Regions from separate parts of the Homo sapiens genome. Here region 1 is linked to region 2. Evidence: read pairs that join two places in POLR2A ChIA-PET (ENCODE). Cell type or tissue: MCF 10A. All regions are shown on one strand. Each heading gives the region's core, and the rest is flanking DNA. Links, peaks and the distances in the headings are about the cores only.

Region 1 (11,365 bases), core at 3,625-8,624, 130 kb before region 2:
GTTGGGGAGGGAGTAGCAAAAAGGTTTTTACTTCCAATTAGTAGCTAAATTACACAGAGTCCTTTTAAAGTATGACTATTAATATAGCATTCTTAAAAATCAAAGTAGGTAAAATGTTGATCAGAAGTGGAATTTTAGAATATCTACTTTCTTACTTCTTTCATTTCTTTCTTTTTGTTCATTTTTTTGTAAATATCTTTTAAGAATTTTAACAAAGAATTTACCTTAAGAGAGAACAGAAAGATTTAAATTTACTAAAATAGCTTACCATGAAAGACCAGAAATATTGGAATTTCACTTATAAAACTGAAAATGTTATGATGACATAAAATAAGGATTACCACTAGTTTTGGGGAGAAAATTTTATTATTTAATAAAGCCATGAAGTTTTATTGACCATCTTGTACTCAAACCAAAAAAGATAACAAATCTAAATAAGACTACAGATATAGGGTTCTATATTCATCCATCTGTTTCTTCATTTAACAACAATGTATTGAGCAGCTGTGTATGCCAGACATTGTGTTAGTAATGAAACAGGTTCCTGAACTGTGAGCTCCTCGATGATACCAGGAAAGGCAGGCATGAAGACAAATAATTGCAGTAAGTGTAAACTTGACATACTAGAAAATGGAGGTTTATTTTGATACAGTCAAATAAAGGAAGGAACTAACTTGGTTGAATCAGGTCAAGAACAGCTTTACAAAGAAGAAGCCTGACCTGGGGCTTACATGCTAAGTAGTTTGTCAAGCAGACAAGGAAAGGAGAAACATTCCAGGATAAGGACATAGCATGTATAAAATAACTGAGGCCTAAAATGTGAGGCACAACTCTAAACGGTGGAGCTTTAGCATGTATGGGCAAAGGGTGAAAGGAAAAGAATTGTAAGAGAAAACGGTAGGTAGAAAGGAAAGGTCCATCATAGGAGGCCTTAAAAGGTATAATCAAGAGTCCAACATTGATCTAGGAGAAGCAAACTCAGATGCCTACAGGAGGGAGGCCAATAATAAAAGTGGGTGAAATGGCAGGTGACAGTGGGGACCCAGACAAAATATGTTCCTCCCAGTGGAAAGCCACTTAGCTTTAGCTATTTCCAAATTTTCCAGATCTCTCAGAATTTCTGTAGAAACCTGAAATTTGAATGCATGTGATATCTCTCAATATTTTAATGTTGGCAACAATTTTCTTTTTTTTTTCTTTTCTTTTCTTTTTTTTCTTTTTTTGAGATGGAGTCTGTCGCCAGGCTGGAGTGAGTGCCGTGGTGCGATCTCGGCTGACTGCAACCTCTGCCTCCTGGGTTCAAGCAATTCTCCTGCCTCAGCCTCCCGACTTGCTGTGACTTCAGGCGCGAGCCTCCACACCCAGCTAATTTTTGTATTTGTAGTAGAGACGGGATCTCACCATGTTGGCTAGGATGGTCTTGATCTCTTGACCTCATGATCCGCCCACCTTGGCCTCCCAAAGTGCTGGGATTACAGGCATGAGTCACCACACCCGGCCTTGGCAACCAATTTCAATGTATGAAAAACACTGAAAAGGCCAAGGATATCATGTCTTTTAGCTAGATTTAACTGGTAGACTGAGGCTTTATGAACTCCTATAGGTACTGTAAAGTCATGAAAACAATAATTTGATATAGTCAGCTTTACGTTTTTCAGGAGTTTCCTCTCAACTCAAAGTGGAAAACAGACAGGAGGACTTGACTGAAGACAGAAGTCTCAGGCTGGTTCCTAAACGTCAAGAGAACAAGAGAGTGACATGTCAAGAGAGTGACCATGTGGCCCTCATTTAGAGAGCAACAGTGAAGATGGAGGGAGAGATATTCTAGAGGTGGAATCCATGAGACGTAGTGGGGGTGAGGGTAAGGCAAAGAAACAAGTATGAAATGTCTTCAAGGTTTCTCATATGGGTAACTGTGTAGATGGCACATTAATTAGAATAACCAACATATGCGTTAACCAGCATAATAAATGCGGGAAGAAGAAATGCAGGAAGAAGAACAGGTTTTGGAGAAAAGATAATAAGTTTAATGAATTCAAGTTGGAAGACTGTAGTTTAATGTCTGTAGGACTGGGACATGTGAAATGGACAATTGAAAAAATGGTGGAGAATGCAATGTGAAAGTCTAGGCTAGAGATATAATTTTGAAGTCGTTAATCTATAGACATTGGTGAAAGCCATGGGCATACATAAAATTAACCAGAGAAAATAAAGAGATGACAAGTCAAAACAACAATGACATGAAAATGCAAACATTAAGATGAAAGCAGAAAAAGAGAATCCAATGGAGATTCAGAACAGAGACCCAGGGAGAGACCAAGAGAGTATGGAATCAAGGAAGCTAGTTTCAAGAAGGAGGGAGGGAATCAAGTTCTACATAGATGACAAGTAAGATAAAAGCTGGAGAAAGACCTCAGAAACAGGGGTCACGTGTGACTTTAGCAAAAAAGTTTCAGAGGTATGATATCTATCATAGTATTGCAAGCAATACAATGTAAAAAGAAGTTAAATACTCTAATTTTTCCTTATATATACTTATTAAATGCCATATCTCCCCTTACCTAATGTTGAAATATTTGTACAGGATACAGACTAGATAAGGCAACTTTTCCCAAAGCCTGGTTATTTCTTCATTTAAGCCTTTGCTGACATCTAGCAGATGAATGATTGATGGTACCAACCCTCCCGCCCCCTTTCTGTTTAGATAAAACTCTACTGGAAAACATTTCAGTCCCAGTGGTGAAAATAGAATAATTTAGGTAGAGACACTTAGGAGGGAAGACATTTATTAAAGTGACAGGCTACCTGAATAGAGCACCTACCACTTGAAGCAACAGCATTTCTAAGAAAATTGTTCATCTAAATATGATAACCCTTGGAAGTCACATAAACAAACAAACAAAAAAAAAATGGTGGTCAAAACTCTAACTGCGTCCACTCAATCTTTATTTCATTTGAGCCCCATATGAGTAAACTCAAAAATAGCAAATCAATAGTTACAATGAATGTATCCCACAATCTTTATTTTTTTCTTTTCTGTCTAGTTTAAATATATTTGCAAATTATGGTCATTTTGTTCCTCTAAATAGTCACAGCACATTTTATAAATTTTTTTTTTAAGAAAGAAGATTTTACAGAAGTATCTAGGAACTCTAAGAAGTAAGGAAATCCCATTGAGCTCATTTGGTGGTGGTGGCGGCGATGAGGAGATTAGTTTACCATGTGTTTGGAATCTGTGGATAAATCAAGTAAGAGGAAAAGTATCCAACTTCAAACAAAATAAACCAACTTTAATGCTGTCACAGAATAAAGTATAAATATATATTAACATTTTATAAATCATAGAATAATAGCACTTCAGAATTATGAGACTCTTTAAGAATAACTTAACCTTATCCCCTTATGGATGAGGAAAATGCAGATTATGGTCTAATAAAATAGAAAGACCAATTCTTCAGTCAGTATAAACCTGGCTGGCTGCTGACAGAGACTTGTTTTAAATAAGAACTCAAGTGCATTCTGAATGCTTGGAGAGAAAGCATTTATATGTAGGACATAATCCAGTGGAGAAAGGTCATACCAAAGAACATCAAATATTCTGAATCATAATGAAAATTATTTAGGGGTAATCTATTATAATATTTCATGCCATTTAATATAAACAGTGGGGAGTCAGCTGAAAATAACAGCATGATTTCTTATTTTAAGAACTATAACTTTTAGAAGAAGTTAATCAAATATCTTTCATTCTTTCCCGTAAGTAAAACTGGCACTAGTTTATGTGAGACTGTACATGAGAGATAAACTTTAACCTATTTACATATTCATCCAGGTCTGTTTTCTAGAGCTGGAAAATATAATACAATAACGGTAAAGTAAGGTGAATCAGTAATTAAATGGTGTCACTCAATACACTGAGTAACCAAGTGTGGTTTGTGGGTTTACAACTGAGGAAAGTCTCAAGCCAAAGGAACCATCTCTCTTGGAAAGTTTGGCCTAATTTAGATTATATTTTACTCTGAAATTCAGCAAGTTAGTTAAAAACAAACCTAATTTGTGTCAGACAAAAATAATAGCTAATATATCTTTTGAGCTTACTATGGATCAGGCATTATTCTAAGAGCTGTGAGTACGTGTGTGTGTATGTTAATTTACTCTTCACAATAATCCTTTGAGGCAGACATTATTTCCATTTTACAGATAGGAAAACTGAAGCACAGACATTAAATAATTTGCCCAAGTTCAGAAAGAAAATAAGTATCAGAGCAAGAACTTAAAACCAGGCAAAGCTTCTAAAGTTGTATCACTTTATTTATTATTATTATTTTTTTTTTTTTGAGACGGAGTCTAGCTCTGTCACCCAGGCTGGAGTGCAGTAGCACGATCTCAGCTCACTGCAACCTCCACCTCCTGGGTTCAAGTGATTCGCCTGCCTCAGCCTCCCGAGTACCTGGGATTACAGGTGCTTGCCACCACGCCCAGCTAACTTTTGTAATTTTATTAAACATGAGGTTTCACCATTTTGGCCGAGCTGGTCTTGAACTCCTAGCCTCAGGTGATCCGCCTGCCTCGGCCTCCCAAAGTGCTGAGATTACAGGCATAAGCCACCGCACCCAGCTCTAAATCACTTTATAATAATCAATCTAGTCACATGTCCTCATATGTTTCCCTTCTTTTATCATCATTACCTCTACCCCCTATTGCCAAAGAAAGAATAGCTAGCTTGTTTATTTTTTATTTTTAAGGCAACTTACTTTAAACATTGGTACAACTGGCAGTTGTATTGGTTAGAAAGAAAAGAGGTATAAAAAAAACTCTGCTGAAAAATACTTTTAAGTGGTTGTGATCACATATACATTCAGAGTAAACTTGTGTTCTTAGCTGAAACAGTCCTTTGTCAGCAGCATATCAGGTTCACACTGACTGAAAAATTGCAGTGCCCATTGTCACCATCTACATTATCAAGAGTATTTGAATGAGTTACTGATAAATATCTGCTTAAGTGAAATGAACCTAAAACTGAATTTGTTTAATAAAGCAATAATTTTGCCTTAAATAATCTTCATGTATAATTTTTTTTTTTTGAGATGGAGTCTTGCTCTGTTGCCCAGGCAGGAGTGCAGTGGCCCGATCTCGGTTCACTGCAACCTCTGCCTCCCAGGTTCAAGCGATTCTCCTGTCTCAGCCTCCCGAGAAGCTGGGACTACAGGTGCGCATCACCACGCCTGGCTAATTTTTCATATTTTTAGTAGAGATAGAGTTTCACCATGTTGGCCAGGCTGGTCTTGAACTCCTGACCTCAAGTGATCTGCCTGCCTCAGCCTCCCAAAGTGCTGGGATTACAGGCATGAGCCACTGCACCTGGCCCAACCTTCATATGTAAATACTTCAACAACTATGGTTAGAAATGATCATGTCAGGCTTTACTTATTTTTATTTTGTTTAGAGACGGCGGGGGGGGGGGGGGGGTCTCCCCATTTGCCTATGCTGGTCTTGAATTCTTGGCTCAAGTGATCCTCCCACTTAGGCCTGGCCTCCCAAAGTGCTGGGATTACAGGCGTGAGCCATCGCACCTGGCCAAGTCAGGCTTTAAAGGGATTTGCTGAATCTTAGGTCCTACCACTCAACCTACAGGTTCTTGTCAAGGTTAACGGTGACCATCATGCTGACAATCTAATAGATACTTTTTTATGTCTTCATTTCACTCAGCTTCTCAATAGCATTCAACTTGGTTAAAATGCCCTCTTTTTTGAAATAGTCTCTTCTGTAGAAATGATCTTCCTGATTAGAAGCTTTTTTCATAATTCAATTCAAGTCATTGAATTGAACTCTAAATACAATTCTAAATACAATTCTAAATTCTACTTGAACTCTAAATACAATTCCTGCGAGCTTGGTCGAGAACTCTCTTCTCTCCCTAAGTATCCTCATTTATTTCTGAAACTTTAAATAATATCTATATGCTGACGTCAAAATTGGTTTAACTCAGTTTCTCCTCTGAAATCAAACTTGATATTTAACTCTCTTCTGAACTCAAACTGGCTATTTAATTTCTCCACTGGGATGTATCTGAAGTATCTCAAATTTAAAACACGTAAAGTGAATTACTGATTCTACAACAACTATTCCCCTACCAAAATAAAACCAACTTGCCCCACCCCTAGTCTCTCCCAACTTAATTAGGTAGTGCCATCTCTTGAAACACCTAGTCATTCAAGATAGAAACTTGGGACTTTATCCTTAATTCCTTCTTGAGAAACATTCACAGATTGAATTAAAGAATCCCTCTCCTAGAGAGAAAGCAAACGAGGAAAAAGCATTAGCAGTTATTGAATTTAGGTACAGGTACCTGGGCAATTGTACACTTCTTCTCACTTTTCTATATGCTTGAAAGCTTTCAAATAAAAATTTATGGAGAAAATTTTTTTTTAACTAAAAAAAAAAAAAAAAAAAAAAAAGACCATTACTGAATTCTTCCCATCAATGAAACGGACCATTGGCATGTGATTCCTATTATTGACCTAATTTTTCTAAAGTAAAAATACTGTGGTAAAACATTCAGGCCTCTTCAATGAATCAAAAAAGACACATTTCCATCAGTTTTTGCATTCATATACCTTAAACAATTACTGAGACCTTAAAAGCATTTGAGTTACTACTGAAAAAAAGCTCCGATTCTTAGCTTCCCAAGCCTGTTTTCAAATTTTATTATAGCCCAATATTAACATTAATCTGGGTAATAATATAGAAAATGTCCACAGGTTTAAATTTTAAAAGCAGCTAGCTGGTAGGGGAAAATTTAGAGCTTTAAACACTTGTCTTAAGAAAGAAAGAAAGATCTGGCTGGGTGCGGTGGCTCATGCCTGTAATCCCAGCACCTTGGGAGGCTGAGGCAGGTGTATCACTTGAGTTCAGGAGTTCAAGACCATCCTGTCCTGGCCAACATGGTGAAACACTGTCTCTATTAAAAATACAAAAATTAGCTGGGTGTTGTGGCATGCACCTGTAATCCCAGCTACTCGGGAGGCTGAGGCAGGAGAATCACTTGAACCTGGGAGGCGGAGGTTGCAGTGAGCTGAGATGGCGCCACTGCATTCCAGCCTTGGCAACGGAGCGAGGAAAGGAGGAGGAAAGAAGGAGGAAAGGAAGAGGAAAGGAGGGCAGGGGAAGGGAAGTCTAAAATCAATCTCACTTCTAGAAAAGAAGCTAGAAAAAGAAGAGCAAATGAAACCTGGAGTAGGTAGAAAAAGGAAATAAAAATCAGAGTCAAAATCAACAAAACAGAAAACAGATAAATAATAAAATAAAAGAAACCAAAAGTTGTTTTTAAGACACAAAAATTACAAAACCATGAACAGAAGAGGAGACATTTGTTACAGACACTACAGAAATAAAAAAGATTATAAACAAATATTATGAAGAATTTATTGTCAATAAATCAGAGAACTTAGATGAAGGGCACAAATTGCTAGAAATCTATAAATTATAAAAATAGACTCAAAAGATAATAGAATATAAGAAGTAACAAAATTAAATTAGTAAAACAATCTTTTCACACAGAAAGCTCAGACTCAAGTGGCTTCACTGATGAATTTTCTATCAAACATTTAAGGAAGAAATAAACAACCCTACACAAAATCATCATTTAGAAAACAGAGGAAGAAACACTTCCTAACTTGTTCTATGAGACTAGCATTACCGTGATGCAAATGTCAGATAAAGATACGACAGGAAAACTCCAGACCAGTATCCCTGGTAAACAGAGATGTAAAAATCCTTAACACAATATAAGTAAACCAAACAGCAACATATAAGGAGGGTTATACACTATTACAAAGTAAAATTTATCCTACGAATACGAGGCTGGTTTTACATCTAAAAATCAATTAATGCAATATATATTAACACAATAAAGGGCAAAAACAACATGACCATCTCAACAGAATGAAATAGAATTTGATGAAATCCAACACCTATTTATAATATAGACTCAAAACAAACTCAGAATAAAAGGGAAATTCCTCAACCAGATAAAGGGCATTTACAAAATACCTGTAGCTAACATCATTCTAATAGTGAAAATCAGAATACTTCCCCCTAAAATTGGATGAAAGCAAAGAAATCCATTCTTAGCATTCTTATTCAGTATTATATCAGTGTGTAGCCAGTGGAAAAAGGGAAAAATAAAAAATAAAGAAAATTTTAAAATTAAAGGTATACACATTGGAAAGAAGTAAAATTGTCTTTATTCACAGATGACATGATATTTTATGTAGAAAATCCAGAAGAATCAACAAAGAAAACTACTTGAAATATTAAAAGGGTTCAGCAAGGTTGCAGGATACAAGATGAATATACAAAAATCAATTGTATTTCCATGTACTAACAATGAAAAAATGAAAAAGGAAAGAAAAAACATAATTCACGACACAATTAAAGAGAAAATATTTAGAAATAAATTTCACAAAAGAGGTACAAGACCTGTATACTGAAAACTACAAAACATTGCTAAAAGAAATTAAAGAAAATCTAACTAAATGGATTGGAAGATGTAGTATTTTTAAGATAGCAATTTCTCCCATATTGATTTATCCAGATTCTATTCAACAAATTAATATAAAATTTCTAGAAAAGGCAAAACTATGGAAAGAGGAAGCAGGAAAGCAGGTCAGTGGTCACATGGAATGGGAGTACGAATGAGGACGGACTGCACATGATCGTGAGGGAGCCTCTAAGAAGTGTCATAAAACTCGATTACGGTTATGTTTGAACAACTGTATAAATATCCTAAAAAAATCACTGAATTGTATATTTATAATGGAAAATGTTATGCTATGTGAATTATAACTCAATCAATTTTTTTTTTGCTTTTTTTTTTTTTGAGACTGTTGCCAGGCTGGAGTGCAGTGGCGTGGTCTTGGCTCACTACAACCTTTGCCTCCCAGGTTCAAGCGATTCTCCTAGCTCAGCCTCCCAAGTAACTGGGATTACAGGCATTCTCCACCATGCCCAGCTAATTTTTGTATTTTTTTGTAGAGACAGGGTCTCACCATGTTGGCCAGGATGGTCTCAATCTCTTGACCTCATGATCTGCCTGCCTGGGTCTCCCAAAGTTGGGATTACAGGCATGAGTCACTGTGCCTGGCCAATTTGTTTTTTTATAAGAAGTAGCTGGTCTATAGGAGAAATAGCTTTTATCTAACAAATAAATCTGTTATAATATCAAAACAGTACTACTGACTGCGGCAATTGCAATGATATACCGCGCAGAATTTCTGAGTGTAAAAGACCCTTAGGGCTAATATCAAAGGCTCCCCTTGTACCTTATATGATGTTTCTTGTTGTTATTTTTCTGAAAACACTTCAGAGTGTCCACAAATATCTATTAGTCCCTCAGTTTATGGTTTACTGAGTGACAACATTTTGGGACTGATCTAAAGATTCTATATACCCCTTATTGACAAGAAAGTGGGGTGGAAAAGGGGAGATTGGAGACGACAGAATCTTCGTTAGCAATGGGAAGTCTGTGGAATAAGACACAGCTGCCTTTTAAGAACATTATGTCTAGGGAGGCAGTGCCCAACCTTGATCGAACATTGGAATCACCTGGGGAGCTTTTTAAAACAATCCCTGGGTCCTGGCTACACCTAGACCAACTAAACTAAAATCTCTGGCAGGGGATCCAGGCATCAGTAGTTTCTAAAGCTCTGCAGGTGATTCTAATGTGCTGCCAAAATTGAGAACCACTGGCTGAGGGAAGAGGCGGAGGCTTAGGAACCTTTATTTTTATGCCCAACAGGCTCCTGGAAAAGTGGTTTGGCATAGTTGCATTGTAGCACCTAGAGCTGCTGTATAATGTGGTGCAGTAGTTACCATCCACATGTGATGACTGAGCCCTTGAAATATGGATAGTCAGAACTGAAATCTACTGTAGGTGTAAAACATATATTGGACTCTGAAGACAAGAAAAAAAGAATGTAAAATATCTCATTAAAATTTTTAATATTTATTACATTTTGAAACGGTAATATTTTGTTTGGAGCTATTAGATTAAAGAAAATATATTACTAAAATCAATTTCGCCTCTTTTGTTCTGCATTTTTTGATGTGGTTACTAGAAAACTTAAAGTTACATATGTGGCTGCCATAACACTTCTATTGAACAGTGCTGATCTTCAGTCTTAAAAAGAATCACATCTCAGAGCTGAAAATGACCTTTAGAACCACTTGATACAATCTCTTCATCTTACAGATAAGGAAACTGAGGTCCAGAGAGAGAAAGTAACTGGCCTTACATGACTCAGCTAGAAAGTAACTTCACTGAGATTAGTCAGGTCCCCTGACTCCTGCTGTCTATGCTTATTTCCATTACACTTTTCCAAGGATTGTTAAAACAAAAATGCTCTATCATCTCCTCTCAAAATAGAATGTTTAATTTAATCAACTGGTACTGAAATATGTCCTTTTTTTAGAGTACATTTTTTCCCTCTAGGATTTTGATGTAAGTCTCCTGCCTACAACTTCTCCTGAGTTTGGTGCCATACATCGAATGTTCTACTCTTGTCATGAAATAAACCAAGGAAAATATAAAAAGATCAGATCTCACATTCCACTTTATACTGGGGAAAGGTGGTATGTCAAAGAGCACTTGCAGAAACACCACAGAAATAAACTTAAGGGAAAGAAATTGGTAGGGGAGGGTGGGCAGGGGGGTTGAAACACAATGAAAATAATACTTTGTGTTCCTATTTTAAGTGCCTTTCTCAATGCTATATGCATAGCAGCTAGAGGCAAGCTGGAAAGCAGCCAGGTCCCGGCTGCCAGCAAAAATTTTGTCACCTCCTTTGAACATCTGAAGTATGTTTACCCAATAGATTTCATTAAATTACACTTCCATTAGGAAGCATACAATGTTGATACTCATCTCAAAGATCAAAGGGATCGCTAAGAGGCATGTCATCCTGCTCCCCAGCTGATTGCTATTTCTGGGCCAATCAAGGAAAGGAGCCAGAACAATACTTAGTTTAAAAAAAAAAAAAAAAATTGTAGCATCTCCCCAAGGACTATAGACTAAGAATCTGCAGCCCCATTATCAAAATGAGCATATCATTAATGACAATACACATATAGTGAGTTATTTTAATACAACTCCTACACAACAAACAAGCTGGATTTGGGTCATTAGCTGAATCTGTAAAACAGTATTTATGAGGGCTGAAAAACTCTTTAGTAAAAATACAAAGTTTAGAAGATTGAGAAAGAGTTTTATTACAAATGCAAGAGAAAAATGTCGTATTTATTAATTTCACTGTGACTTTCAATAAACCAACCGGTGAGCCAAACTGGAGATGGCTATTTAATCACC
Region 2 (11,365 bases), core at 3,948-8,947:
ATCCATTTAGAATCCAATACGAAAATTAATAACCTTTAGGCTTGGGCATCCTGCAGCCCCTAAAAAGTACAAACTTTCACTTTTAAGGTCATTCATAGGTGAGGTCTGGAGGAGTGAGGAGTCTGCCCCACAGCTACAACGCTGACATACTCACAACCATGCTGCTGGGATCTGTTTGTATACAATCCCGCTACAATGCTGACATACTCACAACCACACTGCTGGGAACTGTTTGTATACACTCCCACCCTCTTCCTAGGGCCAAAGAAACCACACATGTACTACACAATGTTGTTCTAGAATACTAGAGTCTAACATTCTAGAGTTTTGTAACACAGCCTGGAAATAGTCATTTTATCTTTAATGGCAGAGGCTGGCAACTCTTCAGAAACAGAAACCAGGCTTTCCCCTCGTTTTATTTTATTTTATTTTACTTTTGAGATGAAGTCTCACTCTGTTGCCCAGGCTAGAGTGCAGTGGCACAATCTTGGCTCACTGCAACCTCTGCCTCCTGGGTTTAAGCCATTCTCCTACTTCAGCCTTTCGAGTAGCTGGGATTACAAGCACCTGCCACCATGCCTGGCTAAATTATTATTATTTTTGTGTATTTTTAGTAGAGATGGAGTTTTACCGTGTTGGCCAGGCTGGTCTTGAACTCCTGACCTCAAGTGATCTGCCTGACTTGGCTTCCCAAAGTGTTGGGATTACAGGTGTGAGCCACCGCACCCAGCCCCCCATGTTTTAGAAAGCAGAGAAAGACAGACAATATAAGCAGACTAACTTTACATAGTGCCATCATGCATTCACATAGCTCCTCCCGGTTTATAAAATGCTTCTAGTTTGCCTCTTAGCAAACCTGTGAGGTCTGAGTGGGAACAATACTTTCAACATCCAAACTTCCAGTGGCTGCTGGGAGCCAGGTCCTGTGACAAACACTTCATTTGACCCTCACAATACACTTGGAAGGTAGTTATGATTTGTACAGACAAGAAAAATAGAAGCTCAGAGAAATGACATCCCTTCCCAAGATCCTATAGCTTGGTAACAGAGTGATGACGGTGGTGGGGCCAAGTGTTATTTTTTAATAATTTCAGGCGATTTTGCAAAGCCAAGTGATTTGCAGCTTGTCTCTGAAAATCTGCCTTTCTTTAGGAAGCACAGCTGGTTGCAAAGCAGATTTCACAGCAGGTTGAGACGAGTCAGGCAGAGCAACCAAATGTTACTTAAAGGTCTTAGTGAATATGTCCAGATTCCAGAGACCACTGAACCTAATGAAGTCCTTTTTTTTGAGACAGGGTCTCGCTCTGTTGCCCAGGCTGGCGTACAGTGGCACAATCTTGGCTCACTGCAACCTCTGCTTCCTGGGTTCAAGCAATTCTCCTGCCTCAGCCTCTCGAGTAGCTGGGATTACAGGCACCTGCCATCACACCCAGCTAATTTTGTTTTGTTGTTGTATTTTTAGTAGAGACAGGGTTTCACCACGTTGGCCAGGCTGGTCTTGAACTCCTGACCTCAAGTGATCCACACGCCTCGGCCTCCCAAAGTGCTGGGATTACAGATGTGAGCCACCATGCCCGGCCCCAGATTTCTCCTTTTAATATAACCTCTGACCTCAGAATCTAGAAGATTCATCTTAAACCTCTAGATCTTTTGTTTTAGAATATTTCACTGGATTAAGATGATGGAACAGTCACAAAATAATGCTTACCATAAGCATTTTTGGTGAGGGCAAAGAAGAAATGTGAGGACCAGAGAGAAAAGGGAAAGCTCATGATGTCTGCAGTAGCTGGGACATGTGAAGCACGCGAAACACTTATTTAGGAAGGATCTTAGGCTGTTTTGACCTCTACGTCAAGCCTTTTCAAGTCAAACAACATGACTCAACAGGCAAGAGAAGCAAAGACCTAGAGCTATGGGCTGGATCTATTCTTGTTAACTTCACAATGATGGATCACAAAGAAAGAGGGGAGATGTCCCTTCCTGGAGTTAGCTGAATAGCAGGGCAGAGGTTGTGATGGCATGCAGTGGGCAAAAACAGAGCTGTGTTGCACTGACCTTTAGCTTCCCACATGGCAGAGTTGACTCTGAAGTTTATCTGTGTACTGAGATATGAGAAGGAAGGAGCGAAGTCCCTTAACTCATAACCAGGGTGTCATAATCAGCCACAGAAATTCATGTTCGCCCTTTCCCTGGTTATCTGATATTTCAAAAGGCTAATGACACTCAAAGTACAACTTACAGGGCAGTGATTCAAGTTTTTCATGCCAGATCCTCTCTGAAGGCCTTCATGATGGCGAACATCACTGAGCTCCTACCGCGTGGTGGCAACACTACATTTAAGTACTATCGCATTTAATCACACAGCAGCCCTATGGAAGTTTTTATTGCTATTTAGAAGGAGAGGAAAATCTAAGAGAGGCCAAGTAACACAGTTAAGAGAAAGAGTTGCTGCCATCGCTGAGCTGTGGGGTCAGCTTCTTCCTCATGCCCCATGAAGTTCCCATGGTGCAGGGTTCACTACAGGGCCCGGAATGGAGCTGTGAGCCCTTGCTGCATAGCAGACGGCTAAGAAGAAAGAGCTAGGGGGTAGCCTAATTAAACCTCCAAGGTACACAGCTAACAGTTGGCTGAGTCTCAGAGTCAGATTTTGAGCTTAGGTGGTCTTGAGTCTAGAGCCCAAGCACATATCTGTGACTGCGTACCATCCGTTCCAAGACCCCCTAGCAAACTGGTGTGTTTATATATGCGTTTCTTTTCAGAATTTTTACTGGTCTCTCAAAGAAAACTAAGACCCATTGCCCTACAGGAAGCCAGACCCAATACCAGACATGTGGACCGGATGCCAAGGGTCCGGCCCCCTCGAGAAGGGGTCCCTAGCAGCCTGGACATCCTGCCTGCTGCAGAGCCCATTACCAACTCAGAGCCTTGCTTCACTTCACTGGAGGGGCCAATGCTCCACGGGTCCCAGCTGTGCGACCCCCTAGCTCTTTCTTCTTAGCCGTCTGCTATGCGGCAAGGGCTCACAGCTCCATTCTGGGCCCTGTAGTGAACCCTGCACCATGGGAACATCACAGGGTATGAGGAAGAAGCTGACCCCACAGCTCAGCGATGGCAGCAACTCTTTCTCTTAACTGTAGCTGCTGATATCAATTGCTTGGGCATGCATGCTCTTGAGAACACGTGCTTACTCTTCGTGGGAAGAAAGTGTTACCCAAGTGTGAGCACTTGGCTGACAAGAATGTTGTTTGCCCAGATTACAATAAAAAGCTCCCCCAACCCCAGGCACCCCTCCCCTTTCTTGAACCACACACCCAAAGCAAATTGCCTTTCAGCCTTAGATTTGAGCTTTCCAATGGGTGGGGCATGACACATGACACATGGAAGGGCCAGTAGACACTGATCACCCTCAACCCTCGGGATGTGCTCGTGAACAGCCCCATCTCAGCCTTTTTTTTTTTTTTATCCCCCTGAGGTGGAGCCTCGCCCTGTTGCCCAGGCAGGAGTACAGTGGTGTGATCTCAGCTCACCGCAACTTCCGCCTTCCAGGTCCAAGCGATTCTCCCACCTGAGCCTCCCAAGTAGCTGGGATTACAGGTACCTGCCACCACACCGGGCTAATTTTTGTATTTTTAGTAGGGAAGGGGTTTCGCCATGTTGGCCCGGCCAGTCTCAAACTCCTGACCAGGTGATCTGCCCGCCTCGGCCCCTCAAAGTGCTGGGATTATGGGCGTGAGACACCGTGCCCGGCCCCATCTCAGGCTTTAAGTATGCTGAATAAATATTATTCTCAGTGTCATGATGTAGGCAGCTTGTTCCTTTATCAGCAAGAGCTTCCAAAGAGCATTAAAGAATCAGATAGACAGAACTGAGGCCACTGAGAGAGGTGTCAAGTTGAAATTCCCAGAACCTTCAACACCCCATAGGAAACATCGCTATCTCCCAGGGGATTAAAAGGGTGGCTCAGAGTGAAAATTTACTGTTCAATACTATAACCACTAACTACACGTGGCTACTGAGCAGTTGAAATGAGGCAAGTCTAAATTGAGAGGTGTTTAAGTATAAAACACACACCAAATTTTCCAGATGTGGTATAAAGAAAATAACATAAAATCTCAATGTTTAAAATACTGATTATGTGTTGAAATTATAATATTTAGGATACTCTTGATAAGTAATCTTAACTGCTATTTTTACTTTTTTAAATGTGTGTGCTAGAAAATTTTAAATAATATATGTTACTCGTGTTATTTTTTTGGACAGTGCTGATTTAGAAACTAAAGGCCCTGGCCAGGCGTGGTGACTCACGCCAGTAATCACGGCATTTTAGGAGGCCAAGGTTGGCGGGTCACTTGAGGTCGGGAGTTTGAGACCAGCCTGGCCTGAGGCATGAGAATAGCTTGAACCTGGAAGGCAGAGGTTGCAGTGAGCCAAGATCACGCCACTGCACGCCAGCCTGGGTGACAGAGTGAGACTCAGTCTAAAAAAAATAAAAAAGACAAAGAAACCAAAGGCCCTTTGACTTAATGCCTACAGAATATAAGCAAAAGGTAGTGTTGCCCAGTGGCAGCAATGAACATGTTGTAATTGTTCTGGGAGAACTTTTTTCCCCCTAAAAACCAGCCAGAGCTTCATCATCCCATGTAATGCTTGAAAACTATGTATATGCCTGTATATATTAGCAATTATAAATCCAGGCATCTTCAGAAACCTGTCCCAGCAACATCTTTTACCTGTTCCTCTGGTTTCTGCAGCAGCAGCAATTTGTTCCTTAGGGTCAACACAGAATCCATCCAACAGACTTTATGATCTTTTGCCTGGAGCAATAAACCTTTATTATAAAACTGCTACCACTTACTGGCTATTGTTACATGCCAGGCACTATGCTGTGTATTTTACATTTACTACTTCATTTAATCCTTGCAAAAGGTTGTCAGAGTAATTACGAATGAGGAAATTGGGTTCAGATAATACATAACTTGTCCATGCCAGCTTTTCTCATTCCAAAACCTGTGCTTACAGCCATTCTGCGACACTGCCTTCTACAGGAAGGTAGTGGGAGAAGCCGGGGTTCCTGTGCCATAGATAGGAATACCAGTATTCTGGGGGGATGTCAGCACCTCCCTCCTTTTCAAGCCTTTAAGGATATTATCCTCTGCCTTGCAAGCTTTCTTTCCCTGGGCTCACAGCCTGGGGACAGACACACCACGTGCTTGGCTCAAGAGCCTTTACCAGGAGCAGAGAGGAAATGCCAGGAAGTGGGAGGGCTCCTGGTTTCTCCAGACAAGAAACTGGAGAGGGCGGAGGAGTCAGGGACATCCTGTCTCACTTTAGATGTATGGCTATCCACCAGAAAGAAGCTGCCAGATGCCAAGCCCAGTGCCACAAAGGTCGCCAATTTACACAGATGGAGAAACATTCTGTGGGTCAAGAGTGTGTCATCACCAGAGAAAGATGGATTAGTACATATTTTTTCTTTTTTTTTTTTTTTTGAGGAGTCTTGCTCTGTTGCCCAGGCTGGAGTGCATTGGCATGATCTCTGCTCACTGCAACCTCTGCTTCCCGGTTTCAAGTGATTCTCCTGCCTCAGCCTCCTGAGTAGCTGGGATTACAGGCATCTGCCACTATGCCTGGCTAATTTTTGTGTTTTTAGTAGAGATGTGGTTTCACCATGTTGACCAAGCTGGATTCAAACTCCTGACCTCAGGTGATCTGCCTGCGTCAGCTTCCCAAAGTGCTGGGATTACAGGCGTGAGCCACCGCTCCCGGCCAGGACACATTCTTTATTTGCTCAGTGTTTGGGACACTATGACAGCAAAAGTGTCTTGGCAAACCTAAAATTTTATGGAAAGTGGCTTTGGAATTAATGGCATCACTGTTAGTCATTCCGTATCTTTGAATACTGAGTACCTGGAGCAGGTGGTTGCTTCTCCTCCTCACAACCTCTGAAAGTTTTTGCTCTTCATGCCAAGGCATAATGGGGGCAGGAGGAGGAGCAGAGACTACGAAATAGTAGGAACAGAGACTGTGAAATAAATATTCAGAAATCTGGCATTTAGGCCAGACTAGCCTGCTACCCCGGAGATTATAGTGATATCTGGGAGAACACTTCGTTGTTTAAAGTATTGCTTAAAGCCTCAAATTTGTTCAGGTGTCAAAGACTCATTCCTTTAGGACAAAGGTATGAGAAAGTCTGTTTCAGCCACACAGGATAAATAGCAGATGACTGAAGCACAGAGGAGACAGGCAGGGCTTCCAGGAGGGAGGAATTTTCTTCTCTTGGCACAAACGTTTTCAGAAACAAGACCAGAGCGTTCTTGTCAGTCAGCCAAGGCCACACCTCATCCTCAGCTTTGTAGGAGTCGTGGGTGCCTGTGTGCATCATTACTGACAGGATTTGCATCCTGGGGATTTTGTTTTGTTGCAGCCCTAAGAGCCATGATCTTCCAGTTTGATCTTAACTCTGCTTTCCTCTGGCTCCTCAAACTTTTGCTTAGTAGAAGCTGCATCTTCAGAACCGGCACCATAGCTGTTTGTAAGAGCTGAGAACACAAGGGGAAGTTTGCAGTTCACACCCTGATAGGTCACAGCCATGTTTACTTGCTCTTATTTCTAGAATAGTGAGTACGCGGTGTGCTCTACCTTTAGGAATGTCCCCGTTAGGAACCTGTAAGCCCGAACTGAAGAGAACCTTGCTGTCATCACCCAGCAGGGCCCCCAGGAATACTGTCTTCCATTTGTTAGGAATCCACCAGAGGCCTAGTATCTTAGGGCAGGAGGCTGGTAAGGTCAGAGCTCTCTGCCCTCTGCCTTTTTCCCATTTCACAGATAAGGAAACTGACGCTCAGGTAGTCTTACGGACTTGCTGAAGCCTTTTCCAGGAATGCACCGGTAGGTGCTCCCTTTGCCTCTCCCCCAGTGTGATCACAGGCTCATCGCATTGCATTCCACTTAGGTCAAGCACCTTTTTCTGCCTCTCACCTTTTCCCTGGGGGAGAAGTAGAGCCCAAACATGCCAAACCTTTACTTTTCACCTAAACTTGATCAGGCCACTGATTTAGAAATTGAAGGGAGGCAGGCAGAAAGAGGGAGCTGGAGGAAGGAGAGCTAGAAAGTTGCTAGAGGTTTTACTAAAACCCACCATCCTGGATACAGCTCATCTTATCTGACCTAGGACGCCGAACAGCTGGCCTTGCATCTAGTTTATAGACTAGGCTGGTCACTATTGAGGAAGCCACAAATCAGGCAGAAAGAACCCTCCCTCGGTAATAGTCTCTTCAGGAAGCAGAGATGGGACAAAGTAGCAAGGAATTAAAGAGTTACCCCAGGCAGAGGGGGCTGCACTTTGAACCTCTGCTGGCCACGCACAGACAACTTCTGTTCCAAAGCACCATCCGATGAAATAGCATGGCCTCTCCTAATCATAAGGGTAACTTCTAGGCCTAAGAATCCCCTAGAAGGAAGGAGGGCTGGGGAGCAAAATAGAGGACAGTGTGCCCCCTCCAGCAGCCACAGTCCTTACAACACCCACCGCCCCCCAACCTGGTTTTAACCTCAGGCTTTCCATTCCAGCCAATCAAAGGCATCACACAAATTGGGCTAGTAACAATGGCAATGCTTTTCCAGCTCATAATGGCCATTACCTGAACCGCTGCATCTCTGTCTCTGAGGGCAATGGAGAAATGGAAGGGGCTGAGCTCAGCAGAGAATAATTAGGGCCTACGGAGGTAAGCCAGGTGTCTGTAAGTGTGGGGTGCTCCTGAACTGAGCGATTAAGGCAGTATGAATTTAGCCTTCTGTGTTGATCCTTCAGAAGTACAATTCTGTAGGGTTTATTTTTAATTAAAATATTCACTTTTCTTTCTTATTGCAAAGAGATTAAGACAAAAAATGAAAATTAATATAAACAAAGCAAGGACAAACCACCCCTAATTCCTATGACACAGAGCGAGCCACTTTTAGTGGTTTGTTGTATGTAATCTTTCCTTTTGAAAAAAAAAACAAAATGGAATACTAATATATATTATTGTATGATGTGCTTCATCAGTTAGCAATACACTGCGGCTATCTTTCTAAGAGAATATATATATATTTATATATAGATATATAGATAGATATCTATTTATATATAGATATATATGTATAGAGATATATATAGATACATATTTATATAGATAAATAGATACATATTTATCTATGTTTGCGGTTCACACCCTGACAGGTCACAGACACGTTTACTTGCTCTTATTTCTGGAATAGTGAGTACACGGTGTGCTCTACCTTCAGGAATGTTCCCATTAGGAACCTGTAAGCCCGAACTGAAGAGAAATTTGCTGTCATCACTCAGCAGGGCCCCCAGGAATATATATATATATAGAAATATATATATAATAATATATAGAAATATATATATAATATATATAGAAATATACATAATATATCTATATGTATTTCTACATATATAAAATATTATTTTTAGTGATTGCATGCCACTCAGTCATATGAATTCACTACATGTTATTTATCCTGGTCTCTCTGTTGGACAATGAAGCTTGTGTCTAAATTTTGACTGTTAGAAATAACACTGTGTTTAAATCTGATCATATGATTTTATTTATTTGTAATAAATCCCCCAAATTAGAGTTTTGAGTCCAATATGCACACATTCTTAAAGTTTGGTGCATATTGAAGAACTGCTGTTAATGAACATTCCTACCAGCCAGTGTATGTCTGTTTCTTAAACTCCCAACAACACTGAACATCATCAGTATTTTCTTCTGGTTTTGACCATGCTCACTTGTAAGCATTTAAGAATACAAAATACTTATACTTGTTATGATTAATATTAATTTGCTTGTCTAGAGGCCTAATACTGTGCTGAATATTAGGATCCAAAAAAGACACACACAGTCACCTGGCTCAAAGATTCTCAGGACAAAGACAATCTGTAAACACAAAGAATCAGAAATGACCCAGTGTGGGAATACAAATCAAAGAAAGTATACATATGGAAGGTGGGGGAGGGAACAAAAAGTGCATAGATAACATATTGTTTCCAGTGTTCTAGTTTTGAGACCATGACATGTGCAATGACACATCTATTAACAGAATTCCTTTACTGATTCCTAATAATTGTGAGGCACCATTCTAAGTAATCATGCAATCTCACAGTATCTTTATAGCATCCTTCCAGGAGGGGTGTTACTCTGCTCATTTTGACTTTCAGGAAACTGAGGCACAGATTTAACTGACTTGTCCAACATCATGTAAGCATCTGAGCCAAAAATGATTCATGGGATTTTGCTTATGGTTCCAGTGAGTTTTTGGACTCAGATGATTTTGCAAATTGACTCCAAGCCGTCCTAGCAGAGGAGACAGAGAAACTGCAGGTCAGTGAAGAAGCAGTTATGATGAATTTGGTTTGGAGAAAAGCAACTCCCCTAATCCATGGGTTTAGAAATGGCCCTCTGAGATAGCCAAAGCTAAGTCTCCTTAATTCCATCCTGGGGGCTTGCTCCTCAAGGAAGATAAGTAGAGAATAGCTATTGGCTATTCTTTCCCTCTTCTCACTTCAGTCTGCCAGGGGTTCTCATACTTTAGTGTACTTAGGGATATATGAGGACCTGTTAAACATGGATTCCCAGAGCAACCTCAAAACATTCTGGTTCAGAGGGTCTGGAGTGAAGCCCTGGAATCTTCATTTCTAACCATCAGGAGAGACTGAGGTAGGTGGTCCTTAGATCAAGACTTGAGACTCATAGCGAGTCGACTGTGCTCACATAATACTGAGATGAACGTGAGATGCCAGCCCCTTCCCTGCCAGAGTAATCAGAAAGCAAGCCCACAGTAGGTGGGAATTCAACCCTTTATATTCATGTGGATTTTCCTGGCTGATAGCTGGGCCATCTTACTTGGCAGTAGCAATGGCTTCTCAAGGGTCCTGTCATCCCTGTGATATTTCAGACAATTGAGAGCTGCCCCCAGCTCCTTGCCCTGACCTGTGTAGAGGGAGGGTTAGTATTTCATGCATCAATAACCAATCTCAAGCGCCCTAAAGGCCTGGGTGAGGGATACAGACTGTGTCAACCTTTCAGTAAACCTTATAGCCATAAGCTTACTTATTTCATAAAAATTTCCTAGAAGATGGAATCAGGAAGTGATAATTATTATCACTATTACTGGGATCATCATCATCATCAACACCATTGTCAAATCTAATACTGATGGACTGGCTCTCTTTGCCCAGGTATTTTGCCAAGGGCTAGTCTTGTATGATCTCTTTTAATCTTTACCATATCACTTCACGGAAGACCTTATTACAGTTTTATCCCTGTTTTACAGAGCAGGAGATTAAGGCATAGAAAGGGGAAGTAATATGTTCTAGGTCACTCAACTAATGTGTGATGGAGTCAGAATTCCAGCCCGGGCCATCTGACTCCATTTGAGTCATTTCTGTGGTTCTTATTTTACCGGTGGAGAGGGACAGAGGGGTCATGTGACTTGCCCAGGAATGTGAAGTTTGTCAGGGATGTCACTGGATCAATCACCAGGACCCTGCTGACTAGCTGCCTTGGCCTCCTTCTGCAAGGCTGCTGCTTCTAGATGGTATTAAGACAGACTCAGAAAAGGGAGAGTTTCGGTTAATTAATGGCACTGAATAGAAAGCAAGCTGTGATCCTCGGGGAACTCTACACTGTCATGTAAGTTCCTGGCGTGAGTAATCAGGAGGCTGAGCCTCTCACAGTTCTGCAGTGACACAGGTGTTACATGCCATCCATGGCTCTCAAACCATGTCTTGAGGCCCCAATTGAGTCTGGGCTCTGTTCAGGGATTGAATGTCATGCTGAGCACCCAACACTAGTTCTGATGCTCTTTGCCAGTGTGCTGGTGACTTGCCTTGAGGCTGCTAAACTCACCGTAGGCTTCCAGACCCCCTGGAACATCTCCCATCCATTCAGCATGCAAAGGCTGGGTGCAGGCCTCCAGATTGCCATGGACAAGGTCAACTCAGAGCTAGTGGACCTTGGAAATTTCACCACTTACACCAACTCAGCCTGCAGCACCAAGGAGTCTCTTGCTATTTTCAACAACCAGGTCCAGAACGAACAGATTTCTGCCCTGTTTGGACCAGCATGCCCAGAAGCAGCTGAGGTAGAGTATATATAGCCTCTGGAAACTTTAAGTTTCCATTGGAAGGGGTGGCCTTCAAGATGATGGTACAGATTTGAGTAATCTCCTGACAAGGATCACATTATTATAACAATAACCGTGTAGATCTTGAATATCATTTTTGAGATGCAATTAGTCTATGTAATTAGAAGAGTTAACATTCTCTTTAAAGAAAGCCTTTCTTTCTTTCTTTTTTTTT

Evidence for each region. Peaks named below come from ENCODE experiments on the same cell type or tissue, not always from the same donor. Only the 100,000 strongest peaks of a DNase experiment are listed, where the experiment ranks them.
Region 1: POLR2A ChIA-PET joins it to region 2 with 5 read pairs; 2 of 35 experiments call an interaction of 5 or more read pairs at or near these places.

What each region holds. Positions count from the first base shown.
Region 1 is chr10:112,490,290-112,501,654 of GRCh38, reverse strand. The region is part of intron 3 of VTI1A (vesicle transport through interaction with t-SNAREs 1A); the gene reads right to left. Among named protein-coding and RNA genes, the nearest start is that of VTI1A, 49 kb to the right of the region's middle. In MCF 10A, for the core only: no CTCF peak of the experiment used is centred there; no DNase peak of the experiment used is centred there.
Region 2 is chr10:112,356,004-112,367,368 of GRCh38, reverse strand. It overlaps the pseudogene GUCY2GP. Among named protein-coding and RNA genes, the nearest start is that of ACSL5, 12 kb to the left of the region's middle. In MCF 10A, for the core only: no CTCF peak of the experiment used is centred there; DNase peaks (open chromatin) are centred at 4,338, 5,288 and 6,318.